Linked DNA regions of Mus musculus: all the other regions are linked to region 3. Evidence: chromatin loops called from intact Hi-C (ENCODE). Cell type or tissue: heart. All regions are shown on one strand.

Region 1 (8,000 bases), 290 kb before region 3:
AGACACACCAGAAGAGGGCATCAGATCTCATTACGGATGGTTGTGAGCCACCATGTGGTTGCTGGGATTTGAACTCAGAACCTCCAGAAGAGCAGTCAGTGCTCTTAACCGCTGAGCCATCTCTCCAGCCCTCCTTTCCACTTTTAATAAGTACCACACGATGACAATCAGATCCCAACACATGCAGTCCAGGAATGGATCCCAACCATGGCCAAAACACAGTTCATCTGTTAGGAATTATATAGCATCTGTATGTTTAAAACCAATACTGACACAGTCTTGGAGAGATTAATAAAACACTGAGTTGTTATAAACAGAGATTGGAAACTTAAAGGCTTGGCTGGTACAGAATTTCTTTTTCTTTAACATGAGCAAAGGTTTGTGATAAGGCATCTCCCAGGTTTGGGTCTCTTCACTTGCTTGTGTAGAGTCTAACTTCTGCCCACAAGGTAGCCTTAGGCATAACAACCAAGGAATAATTTAGGTTTCCAAGAGTGGGAGTGACTTAAGCACACTGAATTATATATTGTATTCACTCAGTGGGATGTTGTGACAGTCACTGGCTATTGAGGCCAGGCACCAACATAGATACGTGTTTACAAAAGACTGCAGAGAAAAGACAGGCTATCTAAGCCCCTGTGATTATTGTGGGTTCCAGAATGTCTGTACGAGGCCGGGAATGGACAGGACAAGGGTTTGTTTTCAATATATCATCTGTCTGTCTGTCTATCAGTTTGTCAATCAACCTATCTATCTATCTATCTATCTATCTATCTACCTATTCGTCACTTGTTATCTGTCTGTCTATCCATCCATCCTACCTGTCCATGTGTCATCTACCTGTCTATCAACCATCTATCTATCCATCTATCCATCTACCTATTTTGATATGGTGCCTCATTATACAGCTTAGGCTTATCTCAAATTCACCACGCTCCTGCCTCAGCCTTCTGCCACCAAACCTCACCAAGTTGTATTTTCTTTCTGTGTATAGTGTGTGTATAGTACATGTGTCTATGTTTGTGGGGGCATATGTAAACCACAGGGTGTAAGTGGAGTAAGAACTTGAAAAGCTTTGAGTGTTTGTTGGTCCTCACCTTCTTACTTGCTTGCAATGATGTCTGTGGCATACATGTTTATACACATGTTTACATACATGCTGCACACATGTTCACATACATGTTGCACACATGTTCACACACAGGTTTACATACATGCTTATACACATGTTTACATACATGTTGCACACATGTTTACATACATGATGCATGCATTGGGCTAGCTGGCTCTTGACCTTCCTGGGATTCTCATCTCTGCCTCCCACCCCGCCATAGGAGCACTGGAATCATAGATGAGAGCTACAGCCCACCGACCTTAAATGGGTTCTGGGGGATCCAAACACAGATCCTGACCCTTGTGAGTCAAATGCTTCATCCAACTGAACCACCTCTCCCCTGCGCTCCACCCACACTGTGTCTTCTATATAAACTTTCCCAGAGCTTGATTTAAATAGATGCGTACTTATTTTCTTTTCTTATCATTATAAAAGCATGTTCTCTGTTAGAAAACATAGAAAACCAAAGTGAATGAGGGGGAAAAATTACTCCTGCCCAGAAATAACAAATGTCCTCATTCGGTCGGTAACCACCACTGGGCCTGGGAGACATCCTCTGTGGTGTTTACGTCTGACTCCTGTTCCTTGGCCAGCATGGGGCTGATTTTGGTGCACCAGGTCTGTTTGTTCACTTGGCTGCTGCTCTTGGGTAGTTCCTCCTGCTTCTGGGACCACAGTATCCCAGACATGTTCCTCCCGCAGTGGATAACAGAAGCTCCCAGAAACACAAGCGGAGCACATGTGTAGGCACAGCTGGGAACCGGCCACAATGCCTGCTGCCTGCTTTCAGCTGATGCAGAAAGACAGGTGAGCTGAGAAAGCCCTTCCCCACGGGGCAAGGGGAGGGTCTGACACCTGCCGATCTGCCACCAAACCCGGAAGCATGTCTTCTCATCTGTTTCCGGTGCCTTCCGATGAGGATCCGTTGCAACACAAGAATCTTTCCATCTGTGCCACTTTCTCCTTAAACCATGTTCTGTGGCCGCATCTTTCCAAGCCATAACATTTATTTTTTGAGACAGGCTCTCACTGTGTAGCCAAAGCTGATTTCCAATCCCCTGGCTTCAGTCTCTCAGATGGATGCTAGGAATACAGGCACCGTGGTGACCTCACATGTCAAAACATTATTTTGTGGCATACAACCATAGACAACTCTATTTTATTCTATTTTATGGTCACTCCATGGCTTATCCAACCTGATTGTCACTGTTACTGTCTCTTTTCATCATGTCTTCTAAAAATGATGGAGCTAACTTCTAGTAGCTGACTGTGCACGTCTTTAGCTGATTAAAGAATTTCTTTAAAAAAAAAAAGATGTATTTATTTATTTATGTAATGTATGTGAGTACACTGTAGCTGTCTTCAGACACACCAGAAGAGGGCATCGGATCCCGTTACAGATGGTTGTGAGCCACCATGTGGTTGTTGAGAATTGAACTCAGGATCTCTGGAAGAGCAGTCAGTGCTCTTAACCACCGAGCTATCTCTCCAGCCTCAATAATTAATTTCTAAAAAGCCGATTCTTGACTCGGTGGCTGGTGGTCCTTGCTCCTATACTCAGATCTAGTGGGATCGTTTCTTGGAGTAACTTAGGGCTGGTTTGTGTGGCCGACATGTCACAGCAGAGGTGACTCAAGAAGCCCCGGGAGGCACCCATGTGAATGCATAGCAGGACCAACTTATCCTAAGCAAGATTCACCTGGAAGGCAGAACCCCAGCCCAACACCATCTGGACTGCAGCCTCTGTGAGACCCCAGCCAATCCTGAGGGAATGTGTGTTCCCTCGGTTCCCTTCTGCCCTGGGGCTGCAGGTGGTGACAGAATGCCAGCCATCACAGCATCCTGTGAAGGACTCAAAGAGACAGGCTGGGTGGGGAGTCGGGGGTCGGGTGGAGTTCTGCCTCTGCCAGCCCGCAGCTCTACCCAGGTAGCTGAGGGGAAGGATCAGATGCAGATGGGAGACTGTGCAGTTATACTCTGCACGAGCCCTTCTTCTCCCCGGGAGACGCTTGAGGCAGAGCGTGGACTAGCTGCTGTATTTGGTTGTTTTGTATTTGGTTGTTTTGCAACATGTGCATTCCTGGTGCCTTTAGATCCCAAGAGGAGGCATTGGATGCCCTGGAACTAGAGTTAGAGATGGTTTGTAAGCAGACATGTGGGTGCTGGGGATTGAACCTGGGTCTTCTGGAAGAGCAGCCAGTGCTTTTAACCCGAGTTACCTCTCAGCCCCCACTAGCTGTTCTTAAATCTGCTGTAGCTCCTCTTTCTCCTCTTTCTCTACCTCCTTCTCCTCTTCCTCTTCTCCCCCTCCCCCATCCCTTTCCTTGGTTTGGTACTAGGGATCGAACAGAGGGTCAGATACATGCTAGACAAGGGCCACCCTTATGTTGAGGCAGTTCTCATCAGGTTGTCCAGGTTGCTCTTGAGCTCACAACTCTCCTGCTCTCTATGGAGAGGCTGGGATTCCAGGTGTTTGCCACAGGCCTGACTTTCACATCTCTTTGTGGTTTCTAAATCTAAAAACTTAGTTTTTCATCTTTTCTGTGTTGTTTTTTTCAAGTCTTTATATTATTGACATATCTTTTTCTGATACATGTTTTATAAATCTTTTTCCCCGTCCTGTACCCCAGCATCTCACCCCTCCCTTCCTAAGAGGCTGAGACCCACATCCCGCTTGCCTGTCTTCTCTGTTTCCTTTTTTTTTTTTTCTTTTTAAAGGTTTATTTATTCATTTAATGTATGAGAACACGGTTGCCGTCTTCAGACACACCAGAAGAGGGCATCAGATCCCATTATAGATGGTTGTGAGCCACCATGTGGTTGCTGGGAGTTGAACTCAGGACCTCTGAAAGAGCAGTCAGTGCTCTTAACCGCTAAGCCCATCTCTCCAGCCCTTCTCTCATTTTCTTAATGGTGGCTTCTGATAACCCAATTTCATGAAGTCCAGTTAACCACATTTCAGGGTTGCACTTTTCAGAGGCCTCTAATCCCCTGCTGGCCTTCAGGCTCCAAGGTACTGCAGTTCTTCCCGCTGAGCGCTTCACCAGACTTGACCAGCAGAGGGCGCTGAGACGCTGTGGGACGCCGGGCTCCTCTGTGCTCCTGGCTGGGACCTTTCCCAGGCCTTTCGTGCTCAGCGATGCTACAAATCTCTAGACCCTTTCATTTTCCCATAAACTAAAAGCTGGCAACAGCCCCAATCTGCTTATTTTGTTTCCCTGGTTCTGACCACTCTAGAGACCTCATTTCAGTAAAGCTACACACCGTGTGGTTCTCCTGGAACTGACTTCTTTTTCCCAACCCCCACAGTGTCCACATAGCATGTCAGAGTCTGGACTTCCTTCCTTTTCAGGGTTGAATAGAATGTGGATAGACAAGTAAGTCGCTTACCTCGTCATCTGCTGATGGCCAAGTGAGTTCTACCCATGTCTTGATTATGTCATGCACAGGGGCAGATACAACATGCTACCCAGTGAGTGAAGAGATGATGGGGGGTGGGGGTGGGGGGAGGGTAAGGGTCACCCCCTGGCACCTGCTCAGTGTTAGGACAGAGTGAAGCTCAGAATGACCGGAAATGGAGCCCTCCAGAGCCTGCATACGTGCTTAGAAGTTTGCTGGTGCTAGGCTGGGGTGACATTGACTGTGACTTTAGTGGTCCTCACTCCCGCCCCACCTCTCAAATGTCTCTCCACTCTCAGTTCTCCCATAAACATTCCCATATAGAAGTACTCACTCTGGGATCTGGAGACTAAGGCTCAGTCAGACCCTGGGCTGGGATGCTGACGATACCAGTTCCCATACCTGGCACCCTGTCCACCCTGTAGGCTGTAGTCCAACATTTGGGCCTCCCACACACAGCCCCATTTTCCTGTGGAGCTGTTCCTGTCACTGGCTGCCATTCTGTTGGCACCTAGAGGGCTTGCCTGCCACCCAAACAGCAGATGGCCAGGAAAAGAGAGCTGGTGCACACATCACCCAGAGGAAAAACGCATGCAATGGGCAGACCGTGTGGTCAGAGAGGCGTGCGGCTGACACATGGCTTCTTGTTAGGTGATGCCCTGTGCCAGCTGGGACGATCATTGTGTGGGCAGCGTGGCCTTTGAAGGTTGGTAGCTCATGACCCCTCGGGCCCCGGGCTACAGCGGGGGCTGTGTAGGATTTTTAATTTTCCTTGTCTCTTTGTTTCCCAGCCTCACAGGAGTCCTAAAGATGCCGTCTAGATCCAGCCCTTTCTAGTTCTGGTCATAGCTGTGTGACTTGGTCAGATGCTCAGTTGGCATCTTATATGTGCCAGGCCCCAGGGCAGGCACTGCATACATTTTGCCATTCAGGGCCCAGTGTGACTGTGAGTACCACAAAAAGTGAAGCACCAGTTCTTAATAAGACATTTCTTCCTGAGCATTAAAAACCACGCTGAGGTTCAGGAAAGGCTGGGGGTGGGAATAGCACACCCTTAGGAACTCACTTTCCTCTCTTCCTCCTTGGCTAGTCTCAGGAGATAACCCCACTTCCTGCCCCCACAGAGATGCTTGTGTTCCAGACATCTAGCTTTCAGCTCAGCCAGCAACAAGGAATGAGAAAAAGAAAGGCACTCCCCCACACACACATACTCTTGGAGCTTTCTGGAACTTTCTAGATGCCCTTACTTACATCCAATGGCCAGACTGGCCTTGGGCAGCTCTACCTAGCTACAAGAGAATTTGGGAGATGGCAGTTTCTATTGCAGTTGTTTTCAACCAAAAGTTGAGGTTTTTTTGGGTCTCAGGAAGGATGAAATGGCCATTGAGCCACCTCTATGACACAGACCTGTATTTTATTTAGCCAGTTCTAGTAACGTCTGAACCTTACACAGTATAGCCCAATTATACAGCCTGAAATTCAGTGGTCTATTGTGAAACTGTCTTCTTGTTCCTGAGGTCCCCAGTGTGACCAGAGGCTATGGAGGCCAGTGGTTCACTAAGTGGGCCCAGAAATACCATCACTGGGAGCAAGTTCAAAATGTCTTCTGCCTTAGAACTTCAGATCTGGAGAGCTCCTTTTGTGCTCAGCAGTGGTCTGCAGGGGTTCCGCACCAACTGACACTTGAGTGCCCTGGTTTGTGCAAGGTCAAGCGAATCCATCCTTCTGCAGGTCTCTGACCCCATCACACTGTAGACACCCATTGCTTGTGCCATCTGCCTCAAGTGTCCCATTAAACAGCGCTCAGCCCAACAGACCTCCCCTCTCCTTTTTTTCCTCCTCCACTCCTCTTCCTTCCACTCCCTTATCTCTTTTTCCCTTCTTTTTTCTTTTTGCAGTATTGGGGACCCAGGGCCTCCTGAATACTAAACAAGCATTCTCTGCTGAAACACACCCCAAGGCCCTCACTGGGTGATTCTTGGCAGGTGCTCCTCACTGGGTGCGGTGCTAGGCAGATGCCCTAATGCCAAGGCAACCCAACCCCTCACTACCAGGGGTGGGGGCTTTTAATCAGGTGCTCTACCACTGAGCCATGCCCCCACCTCTTCCTTTTTCTCTAATAGACAAGTTGCAGTAGAATTCTCGTGGCACACGGTCCGCCCACGCAGAGCGTCCATCTTGATGGTTTTCGGTGTTCTCACTGAGCCTTGCCTGTCACCAGTTGCAGGATGTGTTCGGCATCCTCCGTTTCAACTTCATTTTTGGAATAGCCATATCAAGTGACTGTTTGGATTCTAAAATGACTCCACCTGCTCAGCCCCCAACTCTCCCAGGCAAGCACGCTTATTTTTGAATTCAGGTCTGTTTCTTCCCGGAGTGTCTCTGTGCAAATGTGTGAGTCAAACACACAGAGAAATGTTCTTTCCATGTGCACGGATGAACGGAAGGCCTTGCTCACACTCCTGAATTTTTGCATCCTTCCTGAGGGCTTCTACCTGTTTTTCAGGGCCACCTGACCTGACCCTGCAGGTCCTACTCACTGGGGTAGGACCAGGAGGCCCACAGTCTCCTCTTCTAGTTTTCTCAGCCTTTAGTTCCCAGCTATCTGTTGTAGAAATGTGGCGCCACATGTCAATGGCCTCAGGCACTGACCTAGACTCCTTCTGACACTCCTCAGCCAAGAATTCTCATTCGGATGGTGTCTGTTTTCTAATCACAAAAAATGTTCACTGAGTGAATAAATGAATGACTCCTTCACCATCCACTACTTCTGGGACCTTAGGCATTTAACTTTTTTGAGCCTTTAGCTTCTTCCTCTGTAGAATGGGGACATAAATCCTTATTTATCTACTAAGGGTGATATGAGGTTGATATTTGAAACTGGGGGGTGGCCTGGGGGTGTCTTAGAGAGTTCACACTGCTTCTTTTCTTTCCCATCTAGGAGCACAGAGGCCACTTTGTCAAGTCCTAATCTGAATGGCCCTGAGCTGGGCAGCCCTGTTATGGATGGACAGGCTCGGGCAGGTGGCCAGGCCCCACCTCCAAGGATGGGAAGGCAGGGTCTGCAATACCCGAGGCTACCGGAAGAGGTCGCAGCGCATCGGGCTCTGAGGACTCAAGGGCAGTCTTGGCCTAAGGTTGGAAAGGAGAGAGGGCAGAGGAGTCCACTGCTGGGGCGGCAGAAATCAGGCAAAGGTTTACCATGCACAAGCAATCAAAGCGGAGGGGGGCACAAACTGGACTCCATCAAAATATAGAACGTTTGAAAAAGAAACCCACAGAAGAGAGACGGTATTTGCAAATCTAGTATCTGATAAGGGATTCATAGCAGGGTTTTTACAAGGAACTCAGAGAACTCAACACCTGGGCGCCACAAACGGCAGGTGTCTGGGGCAGGGGCGGGGCAGCAGAGTTGAGTGACCGCGTGAGTGGTTACAAAGTTTCTTCTCTGTTTGGCTGAAAACAGTACAACAGAAACTGTAGCCAA
Region 2 (8,000 bases), 88 kb before region 3:
TCACTATTTGAGGGGAAAAAGATAAGACTTGTTGATTCAGAAAAATTTTCTTACTAGGATCCTGGGTTCCAGTGCAAAGTCAGACACTTCTCTTTTCTCCTCTTCTATCCTAGCCTAAAACAGAGTTTAGGAGTCCTGGGTGGAAGTCCACAAGGCATGGTCCCCAATCTCTAGCTTCAGGAAAGAGGGGTGCTAGAGAAGAGGTTTTAGGTGCCAGCATTCGGCACATAGGACATAAGGAACACCAAACAACCTCAATTAGTACAGATGGGCAAGCAAGGGGCAATTCCAGCCTCAAGGACATGCAGGGACTTATGGCTGACATGGGAAGTAGCTCTTCACATAGTAACCATTCCAGGAATTTGCTCTTTTCTTTCTTCATCGTCTTTTTTGGTCTTTCAAGATAGGGTTTCTCTGTCTAGCCCTATCTTGGAACCTACTCTGTAGATAGACCCAGCTGTCCTTGAACTCAGAATGCTGGGATCACAGGCGGGCACCACACCACCTGGTTAGGACTCTTCTCTTTATCTGTGCTGTACTGGCTAGTTTTATGTCAACTCGACACAAGCCAGAGTCATCTAAGAGAAGGGATTTCAACTGAGAAAATGCCTCTTCAAGATCAGGCTGTACACAAGTCTGTAAGGCATTTTCTTAATGATTAACGTGGGAGGGCCCAGCCATTTGTGGGTGGAGTCATTCCTGGCCTGGTGGTTGGGTTATAAAAGCAAGCTGGCCGAGCAAGCCAATGAGCAGTCACCGTTTGCAGCCACTGCATTAGCTCCTTCCTGCCTTAGGTGCCTGCTTTGTTTGAGGTCTTGCTTCGATTTCCCTTCAGTAAGGAAAGCTCAAGTGTAAGTGAAAGAAATACTTTCCAACCCAAGCTGCTTTTGGTCCTGGTGTTCCACCACAGCAAGAGAAAGCCTAATTAAGACACACCCAAAAGTTAGAATCTTACTTTCCCATAAAATGTATTTTTAAAACAGCTCAAAGCGAAAATGAATTCGCAGCTGTGAAGAGAACATTTCTAGTCCGCCTAGCTGAGTAGAAAGCTTAATCCCAGAGTACCAGAAGCCCCCAGACTAGAACAGCCTGAGACTGCATGCAGACCAAGCGTGCGCATGCTCTGTGGGGACTCTGAAGTCGCACCCAGGCACAGGTTAGGGCTAGGCACACCCCAGGAATCAAACCCCAGCGGGAATACCGTGTCTCCTCCTGATCTCTCCTCCTGATCTCGGGGCGTGTCGGGTAGGCATCATGTTGGGCGGGCAACATGCCCTGCACTTGCAATCCCAGGTCTCAGGGGGCTGAGGATGATTGCTGTATATTGAGGCTGGCTGGCTGCACAGTGGGGTCCAGGGCATCTTGGGCTATGAGTGAAACCTCGAAAATTCCCAAAACCCAACCCCAACTCCCAAACCAAAAAAAGGGCAACATTTTCCTGCTTTAAGCTGTAAGTAAATTAGCCGATGGGAAACAAGTTGAAATGCTGAGAGTAAACTCCCGCCCCCCCCCCCCCCCCGCCCCCGCCTGCTTAAGTTCTGTGCTCTGTGGCTGGCTGGCTCTCTCTATTAATCTAGTAGTCATAATCCTTTTTTTTTTTTTGGAGGCAGTCGGGGAGACAGGGTCTCTCTGTCTCTCTGTGTAGCACTGGTGACCTGGAACTCATTAGGTACAGAAGATTGTCCTTCAATTCACCCAGGTCCACCTGCCTCTGCATCCTGAGTTCTGGAATTAAAAGGGTGAGAATTCTTGGAAGTCTATGGTCATGCAGTATTATTCATTTATTTTTCCCCTCAGTAGTGTGGTAATCACTTCATGAAAAGTTTCTCTAATACAGCCCTAAATGGAGAAAAAAAAGTCCCTAATCATATTGTATTCCCAAGCAGACTCTAAGATTTAGTATTTTTCAAATAGGATTTAGATATTTAGAAAATTTAAACATCACTCAACTCCTGAATTTTCTTTATAGCGTTGTTAGCCAAACAATTTCCCAATCATTAATAAGTTTGGAGGGCATACACAGTTAAACAGGGAAAGCAAGCATGATGAAATTTTGAGGGCTTTTATTATGAAAATGAATTTTAAAGTTCTCAAAATTCCAAAGCACAGTCTATACAATCACAGAGTACAGAAGTGACTACAAAAGCTGGCATTGCTAACATCTGTATAACAACCTGGGAGGCCACAGAAAGCCAAGGCTCTCTTAAGGAGAGTGATACTTTCTTTTAGAAGGATCACCATCCTACGGTCTTAAAATAAAATGTATGCTTAATTCCAAAATCATGGGTGCTAGCACAAAAGCTTTCTCCCCTCTCCCTTTTTAAAATAAATAAATAAAAGCAGTAATGTTTAAAAGAAATAAAAAACAGGCCAGGCAGTCAGGATGGCAAAGGGCTAGCCCAAGCAGGCCAGCAAACAAGAAACCACAACAAAAATAAACACAAACCTAAACAAGTGAATGAAATATATATGGAATGTAATCTTGTTAAGAAAATACAAGTGATTCATGTGCAATCTTGTATACTAGCTGTGAATTACATAAAACTTGATTATTTTGGGGGATGTTATTATTTAGTGAGGCTTTAAGTGTAATCTTAATTTCTAAATGACATGGAATTACTTACTCTGGGATTAAGTTTTCTACTCAGCTAGGCGGACTAGTGGCCTCATCACTAATTTTATACATAAGTGGCATAACGTATCGGGTTTAAAAAAATTAAGGAAAATCCATCAAGGCCCTAAGCGCATTTCATCTGTCTACATCACAGGAGCCTGTGTTTGAGATTGGTGGAAGAATGGGGTGTTATGATCACAGTTCATTGTATACACGCATGAAACTGTCAAAGAATAAAAATAGTCTTTAAAAGAAAAAAAAATTAAAAGAAACTATAGAATTCAGTTTGCCTATTCTCGAAGACTCTGATGGGGGGCTTTGAGTCTGCATGAACTTGGTGTTCTGTGCGATGGATGGGTCACTCCTGTGTCCAGTGCACCCCGCTCCAGCAGCGGCTTGTCTAGAAAAAGAACAGATGAAAAATTGAAGGTAAGCAAAAAAACAAAACAAAACAAACAAAAAAAACCGCTCCTTTTTCTTGGGGGAAGGGGGAGCGGGAGGCGGGTTTCATGTAGCCCAGGCTGGCTTCCAATTGGATGGAATGACCTTGAACTTCTCTGATCCTCTACTCTCCACTTCAGAATGCTGGGATTACGGCCTAAGCAACACGCGGGAATCGAACCCTGGGCGATCGAAGATCCCAGACAAGCACTGTGCCAACTGAGCTACGTGCCCAGGTCCCCAGCGGACAGCTTCTCCTTCAGAACGTTTGGTCCTGGCTCAGCATACGTACCGTCGGCGCCTGGGTTTAGCCGGACCCTCGCAGCCCGAGCCCCTGGAGGCAGCGCACGTCCGCTCGTCTCCGGAGGGCGGCGCACGCCGGGGAGGCTTGCCCCTCTCGGGGAGTCTCCTCAGCCGGGTCCCGACACCAGGCCGTGAAGCCGCCGTCCCGTCCCGGGAGCGACGCCATCTTGTCGCCGCCGTCCTCCTCCGCGGCTCGCGCTCCCGGGCTCCAGGCTCCCCCTAACCCCGCCGCGCGACACACGCGGCGGAGGAGGAGCGCTGGCTGCCGGCCACGCCTACCGGGCCCGCAGCCGCGAGCGGGGCGGAGCCAGCCTCGGAGGCCGCGGCCTCCGGGCGCGGCCTGCACGGGCCCAGGCGCCTCCCCGAACCCGCCCGGCTGCGGCCCCCTAAAGGGCCCGACAAGCCGAGTAGCGCTCCGCCTTCTCCGCCCCGCCGCCGCCGCCCCGGGAGCCCGGCCGCGGCCCCGGCGCCGCCTCTTCCGCCTCCCGCGTCCGCGCGGGCGGGCCCGACGTCAGCGCCGCCCCGCCCGGCCCAGCTTCGGCCTCGGCCTCGCAGAGCGCGGCGGCGGCGCAGGTCCCTCCCCAGACATGGCCCTGGGAGGCGGCAGCACATGGCGGCCGCGGCGGCCGTGAGCGCGCCCCCGGCCAGCCCCAGCCAGCCCTGAGGCTGCCCGCGCCCGCCGGCCGCGCCACGGCCCTGCCGCCCCCAGCCCCGCCGCCGCCGGCCCCGCCGCCGCCCGCGCGCGCGCGCCCCGCCGCCGCCGCCATGGGCGTGCAGGGCTTCCAGGACTACATCGAGAAGCACTGTCCGAGCGCCGTGGTGCCGGTGGAGCTGCAGAAGCTGGCCCGGGGCAGCCTGGTGGGCGGCGGGCGGCAGCGGCCCCCGCAGACCCCGCTGCGCCTGCTGGTGGATGCCGACAACTGCCTGCATCGCCTGTACGGTGGCTTCTACACCGACTGGGTGAGCGGCGGCCAGTGGAACCACATGCTCGGCTACCTGGCGGCTCTGGCCAAGGCCTGCTTCGGAGGCAACATCGAGCTCTTCGTCTTCTTCAATGGCGCGCTCGAGAAGGCCCGGCTGCACGAGTGGGTCAAGCGGCAGGGCAACGAGCGCCAGACAGCGCAGCAGATCGTCAGCCATGTCCAGAACAAGGGCACGCCACCGCCCAAGGTCTGGTTCCTGCCTCCGGTCTGTATGGCCCACTGCATCCGCCTGGCGCTCATCCGCTTCCACGTCAAGGTGCGGCTGCAGCCGGTTCGCCGGGGTCTCCCAGGGCTGGGGCTGGGGTCTCTTTGGGCCTGAGTCAGGATCGGGCCTGGTGCCCTTTGGACCGATTCCCTTCGGGTTTGGGTCAGGGTTGGGGTCTGGGGTCACTTGGACAGGAGTCACAGTTGGGCTACAGGCCTCTTCGCGCTTCGGGCTGGGCCTGGGATTGCTTGGGTAGCGATCAGAGTTGAGTCTGAGGTTCCTTGGCCCAGGGGTTTGGGGCTTGGCCTAGGGTCTTTTTGGGCTTGGATTTGGGTTGGACTTGGGAGGTCTCTTAGGTCACTGTCAGCGCTGAACTAGTTCCGGGAAGCCCAGCCTAGCCCAGAGTGAGTCCTGGGTGCCCCTGCCCGTGGAAGGCCTCAGCAGGCTTCAGTGTCTCTCAGGGCCCCTCTCGGGACATAGCGTGTCACCATGCCCAGGCTTGATGCAAGCTAGGCAGAGGGGCCCTAGAGCAAGATGGATGCCCGGGCCTTTAGGCCTGGTGTGGTTGAAGTCTACCCACCACATTCCTCCCTACTCTCTGGCCTCTGTGGGCCCATAGACTTGTTCATATGACACTTGAGGCTGGTGGATAGACCCTCACCCAAAGTGGGATCGGTGGTGTCGTCTCCCACATCCTCAGTCTTTCTCCTCCCCTGAGAGGCCGACAGGCTACCCACTGGCCTTATCCTTAAGCATATACCCATCTGTCGAAATTAACCCACTCTTTCCCAGCAACAGGTTTATCTTGGAAGTCTGGAGAATAAATAATGAGAGTATATTGCCAGGACCTTAGGCACAGGAAGCTGAAAACAGAGCCTCCAAAGCTGTGGGAGAGGAAGGAACCTTGTTATAAACCAGGGCTGATCTCTTAATTCTCAAGGCAGATGCCCTGCTCTTCTACCTTTGAAAATGAGATGTTTGGAGAAATTGTCTATGGTAACGTTTTGGTTTTAGATTTCATGGTACTGTGAATTTGATGAGATGGGCTCTTGTCAGTTCTCTGAGTTTTAAAGTGGTTCAGTTCTGTATGTCTACTATGAAGGTAGCAATTAGGACCAGGAAGAAGAATTTGGGGGTCGTTTGGCATAGGCAGGAGCTTGTGAGAGCTGTTTTTCTGCTGCACAGGAAGTGTTGAGTGACCTTCACTAGCCCTGATTGGTGGGTAAGGAGGGAGAGCTCCACATGTTAGCCCTCTGCTGTCCCGTTGGCAGAAGGTTCTGCAGCCAGAATTGGGCCAGAGAACTTAAGGGCTCCGAGGTTGATTGAGAGCCGAGCACCTAACTGATCCTCAACTTTGAATAGCTTTGCATTTTCATGATTTTTTTTTTAAACACTTCTTTGGGGAGGGGTGAGGCTGTTTGAGTTTTTAAGACTTGCTACTGTCTTCCAACTTGCTCTTTTCTTTGGAAACTGAGCTTGAGTTACAACTTTTAGCATGTCTCCCTCTTCCTGACCATCCCTGCTGGCAGTGGTGATGGTGGTAGTTAAGCCTAAAATGATTGCGGAAGTCCCACCCAGGGTCCTGTTGCAATTGGTGAAGTTGTGTTTAAGTGTGTGGGTGGGGGTGGCTGGATGCCTGGTGATTGGCCCAGGAATATGGCAGATACACAGCCTGACATTTCTTAGGGAGTTCGTGTGAGAGGCAGTGTGTGCCTCTCACTTTTTCTCTGTAGCCTGGGGCTCTCAGAGGGGGAAAGCAAAGCTGTTGCTCTGTGATCTACCTCTAGTGGACAGCCTGGAAATGGACCTGCTTTAGTGTTGCTTAGTGATGGGAAGTAACATCTAAGACACAAAAAGAGTTTTATTTTACCTGCTTTTGCTAACTGCACAGGGCTGTATTTTTAGTCAGCAGAGACATTCAATAAAAGATTGAATATTACTTCAGATTAGAGTCTCCTCTGTCTGTCCTTGTCTCTATATCTGTTGTGTGTGTGTGCACTCCTGAGACAGTGTTGCCTTTCCTGCCTGCTCTGTCTCTCAGCCTTCTCTAGTCTTTGTAGATGCAATTCTAGCAATCCTGGCTGTCCACTTTCTCAACTCTGAGGAGAGGTGAAAAAGATAGTTTGCTGGAGGCAGGAGCTCCATTAATAGCAAAAGGTGGCACCAGAGAGAAGATGTGAAGCTGTAAAAAGCAGAGACAGAATTCTGGGAACTATTTTAAAACAAGAGAGCAGTCCTGTGTACTTCAGCATCCCTGAGGGTAGTGCAGTATCACAAGGGTGATTTGCGGGCCTGGGCGATGGCTTTGTGGTTAGGGCACATGCTTTTGCAGAGGGCCCACATGATTCCCAGCACCCACGTGGTGGCTCCTGATCATCTAATACTCCAGCTCCAGGGCATCTGAAGCCCTCCTCTGACTTCCACAGCACCAGACGGGAAAGTGGCACAGGTGCATACAAGCAAGCAGAACATTCTCACACATTAAACTAAAGATAGTGTTTAAAGTAATGATTGTGTATGTTTTAAAAAGGATGATTTTGGAGTCATAAAAATTATCTTCGGTGGTCTCTGTTTAAGAAAGTGTATGTTTCAATGTGTGTGTCTGTGTGTTGGATTTTTAAATGTTTTCTGGAGGCTCACAGATACTTAACCAGTGATGCACTATCACTATCTTCCAGAATGGGCGAGCAGCTGGAATTGGGTGGTCCTTATTTTATTTATAATGTTTCTGGGTGTTCTGCCTGCATTATGTCTGTGCACCTCTTTTGTGCCTGGTGCCTTGAAAGGTCAGAATAAGACGTTGGATTTCCTGGAATCGGAGTTACAGATTGTTGTGAGCTACCGTGTGGTTGCTGGGAATTGAACTCAGGTCCTCCGGAGGAGCTAGTGCTCTTCCAGGGCCAATTGGTATCTTCTTAATGAAACTTTATTCCCATAGACACTGGTGTTGGGCCTGAGAATGTTTGCCCCACATGTGTGAAGTCTAGGGGTCCATGCCCAGCACTGCAAAAACTGGACATAGTGGCACACACCTCTAGTCTCAGTACTCAGAACGTAGGGTAGGAGGAGCAGAAGTTCAGAGCTATCCTTGCCTGCGTAGCCTGGTAGTGGCCATCCTAGGCTCCATGAGAACTTGCCTTAGGAAAAAACCCACCACCTTCACCCACAAAACAACGAGCAGTTGTGGAGGTGGCTCAGTACTGGCAGTGCCTGCTGTACAGAAAGAGGGTCTAAAGTAGAACCCCAACACCCACAGAAAAAGCTGAGTATTGCACTGTGTAGCTCCAACCACAGTGCTGGTAGGGTGACAAGATCCCCATGGCTTGCTGACCAGTAAGTTCCATGTGAAGACACCCGTCAACCCCTGGCTTCCACACAGCATGTGTGTATTCACATGCACACACATGCATCACACGTGTATACATACATGCAAGCCAAGTTCTCAAAGTGTCAG
Region 3 (8,000 bases):
GTCACACTTATGTATTTATTTTTGTTTGTCATTATATGTGAGTGATAAGATGTATGCATCAGCATCCATGGACTGCCAGTGGGCCATGGGCTGCTAAAATCTGAACTTTGGCGTTCATTCTTTTCCTTTGACCTTTATGTGCAGTCTAGGAATTGATTGAACTCAGAATGGCAGTATTTTTACACATGTAAAAACCCTAGTTGTTGTTGGGGTTTTTTGTTTGTTTTTTTTTTGGGGGGGGGTTTTGTTTGTTTGTTTATGGTTTCTTTTTTTTTTTTAAATAAATCTTATTTATTTATTTATTGTTTAGTTTTTCGAGACAGGGTTTCTCTGTGTAGACCTGGCTGTCCTGGAACTCACTTTGTAGACCAGGCTGGCCTCGAACTCAGAAATCCGCCTGCCTCTGCCTCCCGAGTGCTGGGATTAAAGGCGTGTGCCACCACGCTCGGCTTATGGTTTCTTAATACAGGATCTTTCTACATAGCCCTGGCTGTCCTGGAATTCATTTTGTAACCCAGGCTGGCCTCTCATGCACAGCACCTGTCTGCCTCCCCTTGTGCTGGGATTACAGGTGTGGACCACCATGCCCAGCTGCTTGGTTCTTTAAAAGACGAAAGTTAGAGCAGCTTTAGGCTCACAGCACTAAGACAGGTGGATTCCCTTAGAGCACTGCATTCCCTTTGTGCCTTCCTGTCTACCCTGTCTCCTGTCAGAATGACCTCCTTGTTACAGTTGGTGCCCGTCCAGGACACACGGAATCCCTCTCTCATAGTATGTTTCAGTTGTCACTCTTGGTGTCACACACTCCACAGTGTGCTGACCAGGTCTGCACTGCCATTGTGTTCCCCCCAGTGTCACTGCTGTAAAGGTTTTCTGCTCCACCCTATTTCCCTGAGAGCATTATCTTTTCAGACTTTTTTTTTGGTTTTTCGAGACAGGGTTTCTCTGTGTAGCCCTGGCTGTCCTGGAACTCACTTTGTAGACCAGGCTGGCCTCGAACTCAGAAATCCGCCTGCCTCTGCCTCCCGAGTGCTGGGATTAAAGGCTTGCGCCACCACTGCCCGCTCCTTTTCAGACTTGTGAGAATTGCTTGGTGTTTTGCCTGCATGCATGCCTGTGTGAGGGTGTCAGAGCCCGTGGAGCTAGAGTTATAGACAGTTGTAAGCTGTCACGTGGGTGCTAGGAAAAGTACCCAATACTCCGCCATCTCTCCAGCTCCTCAGACTGTTCTTCCTTAACTTCACAATACATATTTGAGTTCCTCCCTGTAGTAACAGAACTGTGGCCGTCTCAGTGGGGCTGGGAGTGTAGTTCAGTGCTACAGTGCTGCCAAGGCCCTAGTTTTAATTCCAAGCACCAGAAATGAACAACAAACACTGTGTGTAAGCTTTTGAGTTCCCAAGTTCTCGCCTCTGTGATCCCTGGCACTTAGCTCAGTGCTGAGCCTCTGACCTGCCTTCCTGAGCTGCAGCACTGTTTTATTTTCCTCTTGGTAGTGAGGGGCCACTGCTTTCCCTCTTACCCTGCTTGTTTGACCACTCTTAACAGTTATGTAGTCAAGTGTGTGTGTCCCCGGTGTTCTAATGTTTAACACATCTTTTCTTGTGTGTATAATTATTGTTTCACTTCCGTGTTGTCTTGATGAAATGTCTGTTAAGGGTTTGGATCATCTTTGGTGCTGTCTGTAGGATGATGTTTTTTTTAGTCTGTTCTCAAGCTTGCTTGAGCAAGTATCACCATCACTCCCATGATCCTCCTCATCCCCTGACCCTTCCTCAGCTCCCACTTCCCAGTCAGTCTCATTTGTCTTAAGTGACTTTTATAGACCTTGGTTGACATGACATGATGACCATTTTATTTGTTTCGAGGGTGGGGGCACTCACTGCAGAAAACTGCCAGACCTCAGTGTCTGTCACATGCCAGGTAGAGAGATAGGACCACCTCAGCCTTGTTGTTGGGAAGTATACAGGGTTGTGTCAGGCTGAACCTGCGTAGGGGAACAAGGGTGATCCAGAGGAGAATCCTGTCCACGGCTTTTGTGCTGCTATCCATACAGCCCTGCTTTGTGTTGCTGTTGTCCTGCTGTGACTTGGTTTATCTTGTAAAGATTGGGGTATGTGTTTTGGGTATGCATTTTGGAGAATATGAGGAGAGCCTTTAATACTTCAGAGGAGAATCACCAAAAGGTGCTTGTAACTTTAAAGATGAGATACTACATAAAGGGGTAGATAGAGCACTCCAAGTGAGACTTTGTCATTTCAAAAGAAACGTTTCCAGCAGAGGTGTTGAGAGAAGGATCCACAGAAGGAATTAGCCTAGACAGAAGGTTCACCAGCTGAAGGCAAGCAGAGAGCTGAATTTTTCTTTTGAATTCTCTGGCTGAGGCATTATGACTAATTTGTGTCCCTGTCCATCTGTGTTGTCCCCCATCCCAGCCCCACCTCTACCGTCCCTGAGACTCTTGTTACTCTCCTTCCCCACAGGGCAGGCCTCCTTATGCTGCTTCAGCAGAAGAAGTGGCCAAAGAACTGAAGTCGAAATCTGGGGAATCCAAGTCCTCTGCTGTGTCCCTGGCTGAAAACGGAGTGATGGCCGAGGAGAAGCCAGTGCCCCAACTTAATGGGAGCACGGGTGACCCCAGAGTCCCCAGCCACTCTGAAAGTGCCTTGAATAATGACTCTAAACCGTGCAATACAAATCCTCACTTAAATGCACTAAGTACAGACAGCGCCTGCCGCAGGGAGGCTGCTCTGGAGGCAGCTGTCTTAAATAAAGAAGAGTAAACTTATTTTTTATAGAGGGTGAAGGATGCTGGAAGGGTAAGGATTCAGGAGCATCTGGAGAGAGAGCCTGCAGTTATGTACATTTTGTCCTTTCCGTAAGAGAAAATGAGGACTTTGGAAATTCAGATCCCTCTTTGATATCAGAGATATAAACAACACATTTTTTTTTTTTTTTTTAGTTTTAACCAGTTGTAGTCAAAATGCTACAATAAAACAAAAAAGAGAAAGAAAATGAAGAGCATTTGACTCCCGCACTTAAAAATGAAGTACACAAAGTTTAAACTGGTTACGACAAAAGCCTAGAGTTGTGTTTCTTGAACTATAAAGAAAACAAATTTTGGCAGTGTTTAAGTATATATAGCTTAAAATATAATTTTTAGCATTTGGCACCATATGTATGCCACTATATTTGATTTTGCATTACTGTTTCACAATGAAGCTGTGTTTTGAGGCTTTGATTTATGATTATGAGAGAAGTAAGGCACAACCACAGTTTCTTTCTTACTTAAATCTCATCACTGTTGATGTGGTTCTTTTGTGTTAAAAAAAGTGCAACTATCAAAACTAAAAAAATTATAGATTAAACTGCTGTTGTGCTGATTTTGAATACACAGTACATCATACATCCTTTACAAGCAAGTTCAATGGAGATTACGTTGAAATCATAGAAGATGCAAATGACCTTTCAAAGTCAACACAATGTGTTCTGAAACCTCGTGACTAATACCATGCATCTGTGATCAGTGAGCTACGTGGTTTTGAATCGGACGTAGACCATTAGTGCTACTACTTGAGCTAATCTTCTGCATGGTTCATAATTTTTAAAGTGTGTAGTTAATATTATGCATGTTATTGTCCTTTCTTCCATTCTTACCAGTATGTGCCCATTTGCAAAACAAAATGCTAATAATCAGTAATAGTCCTATAAAAGATGTTAACTCTGTTTAGTCATTGACTGATCTTGCTCTAACCTTAAAATTTTGTGATTATTGACCTCTGTTGCATTTATTCTAAACCCCCCAAAATTATCTAGCCGTTTGGAATATCAACATTACCCTGGTGTACTCACTGCTGTGTGCATTATTGTTCTTTGTTGCTGTTTTATGCCTTCATATTCATATTAGCAAAATATGAAATTCTGTAAAGAAAGAAACCCCCTATGATCTTAAAAAACAAAACACCCCCTTCCCCTTCTGTAGCAGGAAACAAATTGCTTGTTCTTGAGAAGTGTCCCATCAGGAACTTAGTAGAAGCAGGTAGACTTCGATCATTTTGATGTTTTGTTACTGTTTCCAAACAATGTACTTTGAATCAGAATCACTTCTTATGTTTCATCTACTTCCGATGCTCTTCATCACATTAGTGATCAGAAATGAGGTGTAACTCCCCAGCCCCTGCCCGCAAGAGCTAAGTAGGACCTCACTGTAAGTTGAAGGGAGTTCCGCCCTAACTCATGGATTGTGAAGAATGAACTGCTGTTGGGTCTGATTGACTGTTGATGGATTGTGGTGTGGTTTATCCAGAGGCTATTGAATGCAACTTACAATGCTTAATAAAAATCTTTATTCTTTTAGTATAAAGTATGGTGTGGCTTTTAAATTCACTTGTAAAGTATGAATTTTACAGAGGTTTAAATTTAGGTAGCTCATGAAGAGCTCCATAAGACAACATTAAGTTTAGAATTACCAAGCCCTGTCAAAGTAATTTTAGAGGAACCTTAATGGTTAATATGAAAATTATGCAGAGCACAGCTTTTGCGTTCCTCTGACCAATCAGGCTGCGAAGTACAAAGTAGCTTTATAAAGGCCTAACGGGGAAATCTTTGTTTTTAAATGTAGAGTTACAAGTGTCGCTGCCCTTTGGCTGGTTCTCTGCAGCCTAGTTCAAGCGTGCCCAGCAAAGCGGCCAAGGAGCTACTGGAGCGCCTGCTCCGAGCAGAGGACGCGTGCTTTACGGGCGGGGGCGATTGTGCAGCAGATGCGCGCGCATCTCGGGGCGGAGCCGAACCATACCCAAAGCCACTGGCTTCTTACGCTGCAGCGCCAGGGCGGAACCACGTGACGAGTCCCGAGACTGCGCCTGCTCGGTCTGTCAGGCTCACGGCTTAAAGAGCCGCGTCTGGGACCTTGCGCAGGCTGGTTCCCGCTGCCTCGCGGCCTTCATAGGCCCTACGAATGATCGGAGGCTCAGCCACAGGGCTCTGGCCAACCCCACCGGCGTGCGCCTACTGTATTGTGGCTTCCAAATTACGGAGGAGATAACCTCTTGTCCGATTTTGCTAATTTGGTCTCCAGGGTCTCGGTGAGAGTGAAACTTGGTACTGCTGTCCACAACAAGCCCCCAGAACCTTTGGCTGTGTTTGGTAGCCAGGCCTGTATCATCTTAGAAAACCCACGGTCCCAGGGAAGACTGGCCACTCTGGAGCCCAAAAGAATGTCCCAGCAACTGGAGTACAGAAAACTTTTATTCTGAAAATACCTTCTCCCATGGCACCCTCATAGGGTCTCCCCCTTACCCCCTCAGTAACAGTCACAAACCTTATTATTCTGGATCTTCAGACCGCCTTACTTGGGGACAGCAATATATCACTTGGATTACATTTGCTCTAAGCCTAAGAGACTTCTTGGCTCCAAGGTATGCCTCCACCTTACTTAAGGACTGGAAGTTTAGGCTTGAGCAGGAAGGAGAGGATTCTGGAGGCTCCAGGGATATGGGCCTGGACCCTCACTTTGCCAGAGACACACTGACTTTTTCCCACACCACTGGAATTGAAGGGTCAGTGGGGGGACCAGTGCCAAGATGCTCAAGGGACTTTGGCCATATGTGGCACTGTCCAGAACTCAGGGCCAAATTTGAGGCTTTGTACACACTTAATATGAACTCAACCTGGTGTTGTTCTTGGTCTAATGGCAAACAGTGGTAAGTCTGATGTTCTTGGTAGGTTGTTTGGGGTTTTGGGGTGTGTGTAAGAGGGGTTGTTTTTCCTTTTTAAAAGGAACTTTTATGATTTTTTGGCTTTAACTCTGCCATCTTGGAAACAACTATTGTGAACACCGGGTCTTTTTTGATGAAAGACTTATTTTCCTTTTCTCCTCAGCACAGAGGGGACATTCTGCTTGCTTGTTTAAGGTTCGTGTGTAGCATTTTTACCAGCCCTTGCTCTTCCTCCAAGGGACAAAGCACAGAGCCTGCACCTTGAAGGACTTCTTCTAAAATGGGGGAGCTAAACACATGTTTACATTTAATAAGCAAAATATAAGGACGGGAGATAGAGAGGTGTACATACCACCCCCTAAGTGAGTCCTGCAATTGCTGCTTAGTCCTGGCCCTTAGAGCACATGAGCTATTTGTATGAATTGGCCCAGTTGCTGGGCAAGGCCAGTGTACTAGCTTTTTGACAGGCAAAAAAATAGGCGTTTTCATTTATATGGCCTTAATTTCCAGGGGTCTAAGCATTTGATGGATATGGTTAATGTAGCTCAATTTTTCACTTTATCTGACAGAGAATGTTGGGTAATCCCTATACCTTCATCCATACAGCACTTACATGGACAGAAGGGATGCAGTCAGCCTATGCCAACCCTTCTTCCTGCAGGACAGGCACCAGTGGCCAGCTAGAATGTGTTAACTTATTGTCCTCAAGCCTACACCTTTCCAGGATATTTTGGGAACACGCTTTCTGCTGACTGCTTGGCACTTCTGTGGTGGACAGGGTCTTCTTGTCATGGGTCTGCCAACCCTACCTGTGTCCTCCACACATGGTTTGCTGTGTGGTTGGTATTGTTCAAGCATTTCCCAGAGACCCACATTAGGGTGCCCAGGCTCCTTGTTACCACCCCATTGAGCTCTTTCAGGAACCTATGGCTATGGCTCAGGCTGAAGTAACCTAGAAGCTCTCCGGTGAGGTCATGTGGAAGCTTTTTGTAAAGATGTGGCAACCTACATTAGGGTCTGAACCAAGCTCCTCTCTTCTCTAACTCACTGGGCCAGGACATAACTCCTAGGATCTCAGAATGTGACCTTATTTGGAAATAAGGTCTCTGCAGATGCAGTTAGCGAAGGAGTGGGGACAAGGTCATGTTGGAGTACGATGGACACTCATCCAGTATAAGCAGTGTTCTTATAAAAAGGGAACTTGAACACAGAAGCACAGAGCCAAGGCCATAGCAAGTCTGGGGTGACATAGCTCAGAAAGCTGTGAGAAGGTAGACAGGGGCCACAGATCCTTCGCTGGTACCTCTGAAGGACTACAGTCCTGCAGACCCTTCATCTTTGGGCTTCCAGGATCAGAGATGGTAAATTTCTGTTATCCGAGGCTTCCCGATCTCTGGATTTTCATATGTCTGGTAAATGGAAGCTTCGGAGACCACAGTAAGGGCAATTTCCTCTCTGTTTCCAGCAGGGCCTCACGCCCACAGTAGGGCCACCTTCCTCTCTGTTCCCAGCAGGGCCTGGCTCGCCCACATTTACTTTTTTTCCCCTAGCTTCTGGAGTTGGAAGTGCCATAGGATGGAATGTGAACAGTTGTGGTTCTATAGAGAATGAACCTGTCTAAGGAATCAGAACTACAGTGGTCTTGCCACTTTTGTACAACGGGAGATGGAATTTCAGACTGAGGGTCTAAACCAAGTTACCACGGTGAGCCTGGCACAAGTGCTCCAAACCCCATATATCTGGACCAACCAACAGATATGATTTTCCCTGGGTAGAGGAATGTTTATCCAGTCTTTGATGCCCTGACTGATCACTCCAGGGGCTGGCACTGAGCCTGCTGCAGAAGGCAGAGTTCTCTGGGGCTGTGAAACATCACCTGAGTGGAAAGAGCAGGATCACAAACTAAGTACACAAGTAAAAAGGAATCAGTGTAAAAAATGAGATAGAAGGAGTGGAGGGTTCCAGGAAGAAGAGCAAAGCAGATGAAAAGGTCCATGGAGTAGGTACCAGGGAAGCCACACTATGGGATGATTTGGAGGACAGGTGGAAGCCATTAGGCAGGGCCAGGCCTAAACACTCTACAGCTGCATGAGTGTGCACTCAGGCACACCCTTTGTTAACAGACATGATTCAGTAAAGAGCAATACACGAGATCAACACTGAAAATCAGTTTTGTTTCCATATACTAACAATAAACAGCATACCAAAAAAACCCAAAACAAACCCCCCCCCCAAAAAAAAAACCCCAAACAAACAAAAAATACCAAAAAAGGAATTCTGGTA
Region 4 (8,000 bases), 330 kb after region 3:
AGTGCTGGGATTAAAGGAGTGGTCCACCATGCCCGACTTATTGTTTCTTAAGGAGGTTTCCCCGACCTGGTTGTGTAGGTGAGTTCTTGGGGCAACTAAACAGGCTAACAGAGGTCTCCAACTACTTGCTATGCAAATTTTAACCCAGTAAAGTGACAGGCACAAGAATTATAATAGCCATGAATCCCGAAAGGAAGCTGTTGGCTAGCTCTGGTGGCCTGTTCTTTTTCCATCACAATAATAACTAGTTTGCTGAACTAGTTTACTATGTATGCCCCATTAGCTACAGTTTTGTGTTAAGGATTTGATTTAATTCTGAAAACAACTGGAAGAGCTGAGACTCTTCTTTCTTCTATGAGCAAACTCTGAGGTCAGTGCATTGAAATAACTGGCCCCAGAACACACACTTATTTAGGTAGTGAGCTATATACAAATCCACATCTGCCTGGCCTAGGCCTGAGTTTTAGTCTCCTGTGAATCTCTGACTTGAAAACCAAACCCCAAAGAACACTGCTATAGTTCTGCGAAGGAGCGTGGTCTTTAATTCCAGTCTGTTGGTTTTCATTAAACATCTACCATGAAACTCAGAAACTCAGTAAAGTGGAAGGCTTTGTGGGTGCCTGTTATGTACACGCTTTGAATTCTGTATCCCAGGTTGGCCTTGAACTTGAACAAGGATTGCTTGAACTTTATAATCCTCCTGCCTCCACCTTCTAAGTGCTGGATTACAGGGATGCACCATGTAGTTCAGTTTATGGGGTTCTGGGGATTGATTCACCTTTCTGCTACTTAGGTAAGGAAGCTACTGACTAATTTTTGGGGACCCCCTTTACTCAGGAGTAAGTAAAGCTGCAGTTAGTAGATGGTTGGAATGTGGGTTCTGAATCTTATTATGCCCATCCTCCTCCCAACTTCCTTACCGTTGAACATGACTCACACAGACTCCACGTACTTCCCATATAGAGAGAAAACTGTGTCTGACACTGGGGAAATGGTACTGTTGTTAATCCCAAACGTGCAAGGAAAGACACCAACCCAAATCATCCAATTAATTAAAGCAAGCTTCTTTATTCACGTACATGGGCTGTCGCTTCCTAAAAGTGGGGTTCAAGAGATCAGCATTGAATGTGAGGAAGACAAGGTTTCTATAGCTCAGGGGTAGGGGGTTTCCAAATGGGGGAATTTGACTGTCGAGTTAAATAGGTGGGGTTTACAGAAGCAAAACATAACAAGGTGGACTTCATAGCAATCTTCTCAAACAATGGTAGGGTTGCAAGATGGTTATTACAACTTTTTGAAACAAGGACGTAGTTGTTTCCTGGAACAGGCAGCACAGAACTATTTGTAGTTAAGGTTACAGGCCAATCCTTGAGAAACAGATTTAATCATAAAGAGGAATGAACCTAGTTTGCCTTTACTGTAAGAAGCCTTCAAGCCTAAGATGGAGGCAGGCTGGTTCATCACTGTGATCTCAGGAATCCCAGAATGCAGGGACTCGGCTTCTGTCATAACCCCCGCTCTCAGCGTTTTGTCTCTGATTCTCCATGTGCGCGAATGTGTGTGTGTGTGTGTGTGTGCGTGTTTGTGTGTGTGCATGCACATGTAGTTTGTGCACTTATGTATGTACATGTGGAGGAAAGAAGTCAATGCCAGTCACCTTTATTTTCTGAGACAGGGTCTCTCGCTGAACCTGAAGCTCACTGACTCTGCTGGGCTGGCTGGGTGTCTCCCCAGCCCTGGAAATAGGGGCCTGCTTCCACACTTGGCTTTTTATGTGGGTGTTGAGACTGACTGAACTAATGACCACACTGAGCTATCTTCCCAGGCCCCTTGCTTCTCTACTCTTGCAGATAGGCCTCTCCTTATGTCCTTGCCGCTTTGGGGCCGAGGTCATGAGGGTTCTCTTCTCTGAGCTCATTTCCGATACACTCTTAGGAAGGAACTCTAATTGACCTCATTTAGATAGTGACTTTTGTAGTACTGCTCTGCCTGTGCCACCTTCTCAGCTCTGTGGTGAAGGTGTCAGCTCAGTGAAACCTCACACTTGAAATGGGTCGGGAGCAATCCCTGACCCCCACCCCAAGAGGAGACTGCTTTAAGTCCAGAGGACTCATTCAATGATTTCAGGGACCAGGCTCAGAATAAAAATGAAGCAGGCTCATTGGTGACTGGTAGGCAGGAGAGTTCAGCTTGCACGGAGAGTACAGTGTCATGTTGAAATGCAGACTGAATGCAGAGATTCCCTTTTTTTTTTTTTTTCTGAGAAAACCAAGACATCTAGATATTTTCAAATTAAACGTCTTGATCTTTTTTTGAATGCTGTCAGCCAATTTAAGATAGATTTAAAACATTGCCCGAGAGTAACAAGCATTTCTGGGAACACGTGGAACCCTGGGCTATGACCTGTTTGTAAACCCCTTGAGGAAGATAATGTGAGACAGATAGTATAACTGATGTCCACCCCTCTCTAAGGATAACCTTGGAAAGTATCCCTCTCTGCCTGAGGTCTCTGCTTGTGGAATTTTTTTTTTTTTCTGTTGTGACTCCTCGGGGAGTACTAGCACTTAAGGCCCCTCAGGAGTCATGGGGCCTATGGAGTAGATGAGGTTGTGGAAGACACTGACAGATATCTTTTTTTTTTGTTTATTTGTTTGTTTTCCAAGACAGAGTTTCTCTGTGTAGCCCTGGCTGTCCTGGAACTCACTCTGTAGACCAGGCTGGCCTCAAACTCAGAAATCTACCTGCCTCTGCCTCCCAAGGGCTGGGATTAAAGGCGTGGACCACCACTGCCCCGCTTGACAGATATCATTCTTATGATAACCAGACCAGGCTATAACAAGGCCTAGGCCAACTGCCAAAGGTGATCTGCTGTATTAGCCAGTGTTTACCAGAAGAGCAGAACTGGTAGTGTATTCAATGCTCCCACCTTATGACAGTCTGACTTACAATATTGATTTATTGGGTCCAAACTTTATCACAAGACAAGGAGCATCTACGTATAAATGTGTATGTGTCTTCTTCGATCAATGATTATGAAGTCTAAGAAGTCCTATTAATTCCTTGAAAAAAATTTTTTTCATTTACTCAGCATATATGTGTGCGTTTGTGTGGTCAGAGGACAACTTGGCAGGAGTTGGTTCCCTTCTACCATGCAGATTCTGGGAACTGAACTTAGTCATCAGCCTTGGCGGCAAGCACATTTTATCTGCTGAGCCATCTAGCTGGGCCGTGGCCCACAATTTTCCATATGGAAGCTGCAGACCTAGGCAAGCTGCTGCTGGTGAAATCTCAGGGCCTAGGAGTCAGAAAGCAGAGAATTCAGCCACCCTGTGTCCCTGTACCGTTTTGGTTCATTCAAGCCCTGGATGGGCTGGATGATATCCACTCACATTAGGCAAAGCCATTAGTTTTTCCTTAGTTTACCACTTTAAATGTTAATCTCTTCTAGAAACATCCTCACAGACATCCAGCAATATTATTTAATAAGATATCTTGGGGCATGGTGGCTCAAACTGACACACTAAAATGGCCCATCACACCCCGGAATAAGGACGGAGAGTCTGATCGATGAACAGCAGGGAGATCAAGAAGTGAATATATCATCTTGAAGTCATGCAATGAACAATGAACGAAAGGACAAAAGAGAAGACACAGGTCAAAGGAGATCTTAACAAGGGGAGGACTGAGGCAAAGAGGCCAGAGGACATTTCGAGAAGTATGTATGCTTTACTTTGGCAGTTTTGGTTACAATTACTTGTTTGTCTGGACTGAGAAAATTTGGAGGGAGTCATGCTAGAGGTGGAACGGAACTGAGGTAGCAAAGCCTCCAGGACACAGGGTGGGCCTCTCCAAGGACCTCGGCTGAAGGAATTTGCTCTTTCAGGGCCCAGGGGGTGGCTTCTCTGTGGGCTACTCCTACTTTATAGGTCCCAATTCCCATAGTCTAGAATGTCTCTTTCTCTTAGGACGGAAACCAGAAGCTTCAGCCATCCGTCGCCAGTCAGGTGGCTATATTGAGGCATTTTGATTCTGTAAGTCACCTTCAAATTAGGTTTCTGTTTACTGAAAAAAAAAAAAAAGTAGAAAGAAAAAAAGGAAGAAAACGAAACAGCAAAATCCACACCGCTATGCCTACGAAGGAAAACCTACTGTGAGGAGTCCAGCTTTGTATGAAGAGTTGATGACATCGTGTGGTTTATAATCCTCTTTCTCACAGTATATCCTGAAGGTTGAAGCTCTTCCTCCCCATATCCTACCTATCCCACAAGGTTCACCACCCTCCTCTTCTTTTTGTTCACTTGTTCACTTTAGTCCCAAACTCTCCCATCTTCTAAACTCTCTTGTCATTTGCTTTGGACAGAGAATGTTAGGATGGCTTATAGTTGGAGTTTATAATATAAGCACTTTGCTGACGTGTACAGTGCCTTTTTCCCCTGGATGGATTGCAGATGAATGTTCATAGGGTTTTGTTGATGCTTGACTCTCTTGACTCTCTTTTTTAAACCGTGCAAACCTACTATCATTAAATAGTACCCCAACCCACCCACCAAAGAGCAGAGAGGTCTCCTAGTGCATGGAAAGTTCCAGTAAGAATGAAGAAATGCTTTTGCATTGATTTAAAAAAAAAGAATTCGTAAAGATTGCTTTGAAAAAGTTTTAGCACAAAAATTTCAATACATGGGAAAGAAAAAAAAAATAAAAGAGATAAAAGATACACCATAGGAGACCTAACTCCTTATGTGACAGATGGGTGAAGTGAGGTATGGAGTGGCCTTGGCGTCGAGCCCCGGAGCCCCCGAGAGGGAAGACTGAGTGAATCCAACATCTTGGGTACACGTGAAAACCGCCCCGAAAACTCTAGCACCTCCCGCCTCGCAGCCGGCAGAGCGGACGGAGGCCACGTGACACGACTTGTCCATCACCGCGGAGGGCGGGACTCAGAGGACGGTCCTCGCTATTCTCCCGGTCCTCCAGTAGGGAAAGAGGAGCCTGTCACGGTGGGCGGGCCAGACCCGCCTTCTCCGCGGCGGGGGCGGGCTCAGCCGTCACCCTCCAGTGGGGGTCCGGGTGAGCCCCGACCGGCTAAGGCGAGAGGGCGAGGCACACGTCCGTCAACAGCGTCCGCCAATAGGAATGCGCGCTGCCCGCAGCTCCCGCCCCCGCCTCGGATTCCCGGCGCGCGCGTAGCCTTCCCTCAGGCCGCCGAGGCGGCGCCCGCCCGCCCGCGCTTCCATCCGGGTTCTCGCGCGCTGCTCTCTCCCGGGCGCGGCGGTGGAGGGCCACGGTGGGGGGAAAGCCAGACCATTTCCCGTGGCGGCAGCGGGACGCCTTTATCCGCGAGCTTGAGGTGGGTACTGCGGGCGTGAAGGCGAGCGCGGGGACGTCGCCATTTTTCCCTCCTCCAGACTCAGCGGCGGCGGCAGCGGGCGACCAGGAGGGAAGACTTGGGGGCTGCCGCGCCGCACCCTGGGACCCGTGGGATGGCCTGGGCGCCTCGGGCAGGCGGGTGGCCCCGGGGCCGGTGGCCCACGGATGCCGTGGGCCTTGGGGCTCGGGCGGGGGAGGGGTGCCGCGTGGCCGCTGGCCTGCCCCAGCCCCCTCCGCTTCCCGCCCAGCTCCTCGGCGACCGGGCGGGGGAGGGGGGTCATTCTTCACATTCCTCACCTCGCCCCTCCCCCGCCGCTTCAATCAAACTTGCGGCGGACGGAAGTCCCGCCCTCTGGCTCGCGCCGGTTGGTCGGGGCTACCTCCCCGCTGTGGCGTGACTGGCTGCGGACGTAGCCGGGCCTCTATGACGTCACTTCCGCCGTCAGGTTTGTGGGCCGGGGAGACCTTGGCTTTGGTTGGGGGGGGTGGGATGGAGGAAGGTAGGAAGTGCGGGGGGCGGGGAGGGACGGGGCGGGGCGGGAAGGCGCTGGCAGGGAGGGAACGGAGAGCCAACGCTGGCTGCTTGCCCCTGCTCCGCTCGGCCAACTGCGGCCTGAGGGCCTGGAGCAGCTGCTGGGGCTGGAGGATCGCTGCGGCTGCCCGTCCTTGGCCAGGGGGAGGGGAGCGCGAGAGCGGGAGGAAACTGTATCCCAGGGGATGGGGTAGGAGATTTGCAGCTCGGTGGCACCGGAAACGAGACTGGCCTTTTGACTGGGGAGGCTGCAAACTCTTGGAAGCGGGTGGCCTCTCGGAGGCCGGCTAAGAAAACTTATCTCTCGGCGCGCTCTTTAGCGGAGGCAGGGTGGTAACCTTTATGCCCTTGGCCAGGACTGCCCTTCGGTGATCCCGCTTGTTAGTGCAGGGTCTGTGTCAGAAGTGATCGTCTGTGTTGTAGTTTTCAACTTTTTGTGTTAAAAGGATAATTATGAAAGGACAAGGGGGGGCGGAGAAAAACTTTAGAAACTTAGTTAAAATGGAAGACGATGACAGATTGCTTTTTTAACTGTTGAAAAATATTGGCAACCTGTTTTTGAAGTTTAAAACATTAGTGTTCTTGTTTTTGATTGCCTGATAATCTTGTGAAGAAAATTGAACAAGTAAACAATCTTTTTATAAGAAAAGTTAGTTTAGCCGGGCACGCCTTTAATCCCAGCACTTGGGAGGCAGAGGCAGGCGGATATCTGAGTTCTAGGCTAGCCTGGTCTACAAAGTGAGTATCAGGACAGCCAGGGCTACACAGAGAAACCCTGTCTCGAAAAAAGCCAAAAAAAGAAAAGTTAGTTTAATACAGATTTTTCAGCATTCTGGCCTTTCATTAGGTTCTGTCAGTTGAAGCAGTAATATTTGGGAAATTTGAAATTGTTAGTGTAACAAAAATACTAGTTGGAAATGTAAGAACTTTAATTAGAGAATAGAAATCTTCCAAATTAAGTCGGGTCTAAAAAGTGTTATCAAAATTGTGTAGATGGGGCGTGCATTTTACCCTATGGGTAATTTTATTGTAGAAATTGATAGTTTTGTAGACTTGAAGCAAGCTGTGCCCTCCCCCACTATAAATTGAAGTTGTGCTGATTTGAGACTTAGTAATTTTTCAAGCTGGAAAGGTAGAGGAATGCAAAACATGTGGCTATAAAGAAGGTGTTGGCACACAAGTTTAATCCCAGCACTCAGGAGGCAGAGGCAGGTGGATCTCAAGAGTTTTGAGGGCAGCCTGATCTACAGAGCAAGTTCCAGGACAGCCAGGACTGCACAGATAAAACCTGTTTCAAAAACAAACAAACAACAAAAAAAAGTACTTCAGTTCACAGAGTGAAGTATTAAAACAAATGGTCCTGCTGGAGTTGTTGCTCAGTGATAGAAAGCTTGTCAGACATGCCTGAATTGGTGGGTTGAGTTTCCAGTACTAATAAAATAAATGCTCATAATAATTTAATGTTAGTAAGTCTCATTTAGATTTCTTGAGGGTCCTGGGAAATGTCCCTAGTAAACCTCCTCCAGAACTAAGGAAACTAATTGGTTTAGAGAATAGCATCCTAAATATCAAGTTCCTTTTATTTCAGTAACTAATGTTACAGAACCAGTGTGAGTTGGTGACAATTGTGCAGATAGATAAGTGGTTGAAGGCACTTAGCATCATACCTGACAGTGACCCAAGTTTGAATCCTTGGGACTCACCCACATGGTGGGAGGAGAGAACTGACTCCAAGTTATCCTTCGATGTCCACATTTGTGCAGACATAATACAAAATAATTAAAAAAAAGAAGCCTTTTTAAAAATACTACAAAGCCAGAGCTGGAGGTGTAGCTCACTCAGTTGATAAAGAGTACTTGCCAGCCATGCCTCAAGCCCTGGGTTCCATCTCCAGTTCCTGCCTGCAATCCCTGCACTGTTAGAGGTTATCCTCAGCTATGTAGAAGGTTCCAGGCCATCCTGAGCTGTATAAGACCCTGTTTCAAATAAAGGAGGCTAGATGGAAGCACCACCAATGAATGTTCCAAATAATGTATCCTGAATCACTTAGTATGTGGTGATCAGAAACTTTTAGGAAGATTTAAAATACGAAATAATGTGC

The links. Hi-C counts contacts between places; a loop is a spot of excess contacts. Peaks named below come from ENCODE experiments on the same cell type or tissue, not always from the same donor. Only the 100,000 strongest peaks of a DNase experiment are listed, where the experiment ranks them.
Region 1: it touches region 3 in a loop (2.5-fold over the local background); 11 of 42 quality-filtered maps call a loop at or near these places.
Region 2: a loop joins it to region 3, with 3 times the contacts of the local background. A loop is called at or near these places in 14 of 42 quality-filtered maps.
Region 4: a loop joins it to region 3, with 3 times the contacts of the local background. A loop is called at or near these places in 2 of 42 quality-filtered maps.

The regions. Positions count from the first base shown.
Region 1 is chr13:49,169,573-49,177,572 of GRCm38, reverse strand. It overlaps Gm40943 (a long non-coding RNA gene), which reads left to right. Exons shown (of 2, transcript XR_873377.1): 2 at 7,455-7,765. Among named protein-coding and RNA genes, the nearest start is that of Gm40942, 9.9 kb to the right of the region's middle. In heart, CTCF peaks have their summits at 4,167 (motif pointing right) and 7,590; DNase peaks (open chromatin) are centred at 4,172 and 7,582; H3K27me3 peaks cover 472 bases.
Region 2 is chr13:48,963,952-48,971,951 of GRCm38, reverse strand. It overlaps Fam120a (family with sequence similarity 120, member A), which reads left to right and starts at 3,892. Exons shown (of 18, transcript NM_001033268.3): 1 at 3,892-4,597. The coding sequence starts at 4,124. It overlaps Fam120aos (family with sequence similarity 120A, opposite strand), which reads right to left and starts at 3,840. Exons shown (of 2, transcript NR_015601.1): 1 at 3,348-3,840; 2 at 2,047-3,014. In heart, CTCF peaks have their summits at 3,416, 4,267 and 6,356; DNase peaks (open chromatin) are centred at 3,641, 4,541, 5,051, 6,151 and 2 weaker places; H3K4me3 peaks cover 4,516 bases; H3K27ac peaks cover 4,451 bases.
Region 3 is chr13:48,875,579-48,883,578 of GRCm38, reverse strand. Fam120a (family with sequence similarity 120, member A) reads left to right here. Exons shown (of 18, transcript NM_001033268.3): 18 at 2,484-4,363. The coding sequence ends at 2,783. It overlaps Phf2os1 (a long non-coding RNA gene), which reads right to left. Exons shown (of 2, transcript XR_003950516.1): 2 at 5,230-8,000. Among named protein-coding and RNA genes, the nearest start is that of Phf2os1, 8.6 kb to the right of the region's middle. In heart, no CTCF peak of the experiment used is centred here; DNase peaks (open chromatin) are centred at 4,808 and 5,583; H3K4me3 peaks cover 1,065 bases; H3K27ac peaks cover 1,096 bases.
Region 4 is chr13:48,543,697-48,551,696 of GRCm38, reverse strand. No RefSeq gene overlaps it. Among named protein-coding and RNA genes, the nearest start is that of Mirlet7a-1, 9.4 kb to the right of the region's middle. In heart, a CTCF peak has its summit at 4,988; DNase peaks (open chromatin) are centred at 5,016 and 5,666; H3K4me3 peaks cover 3,476 bases; H3K27ac peaks cover 2,749 bases.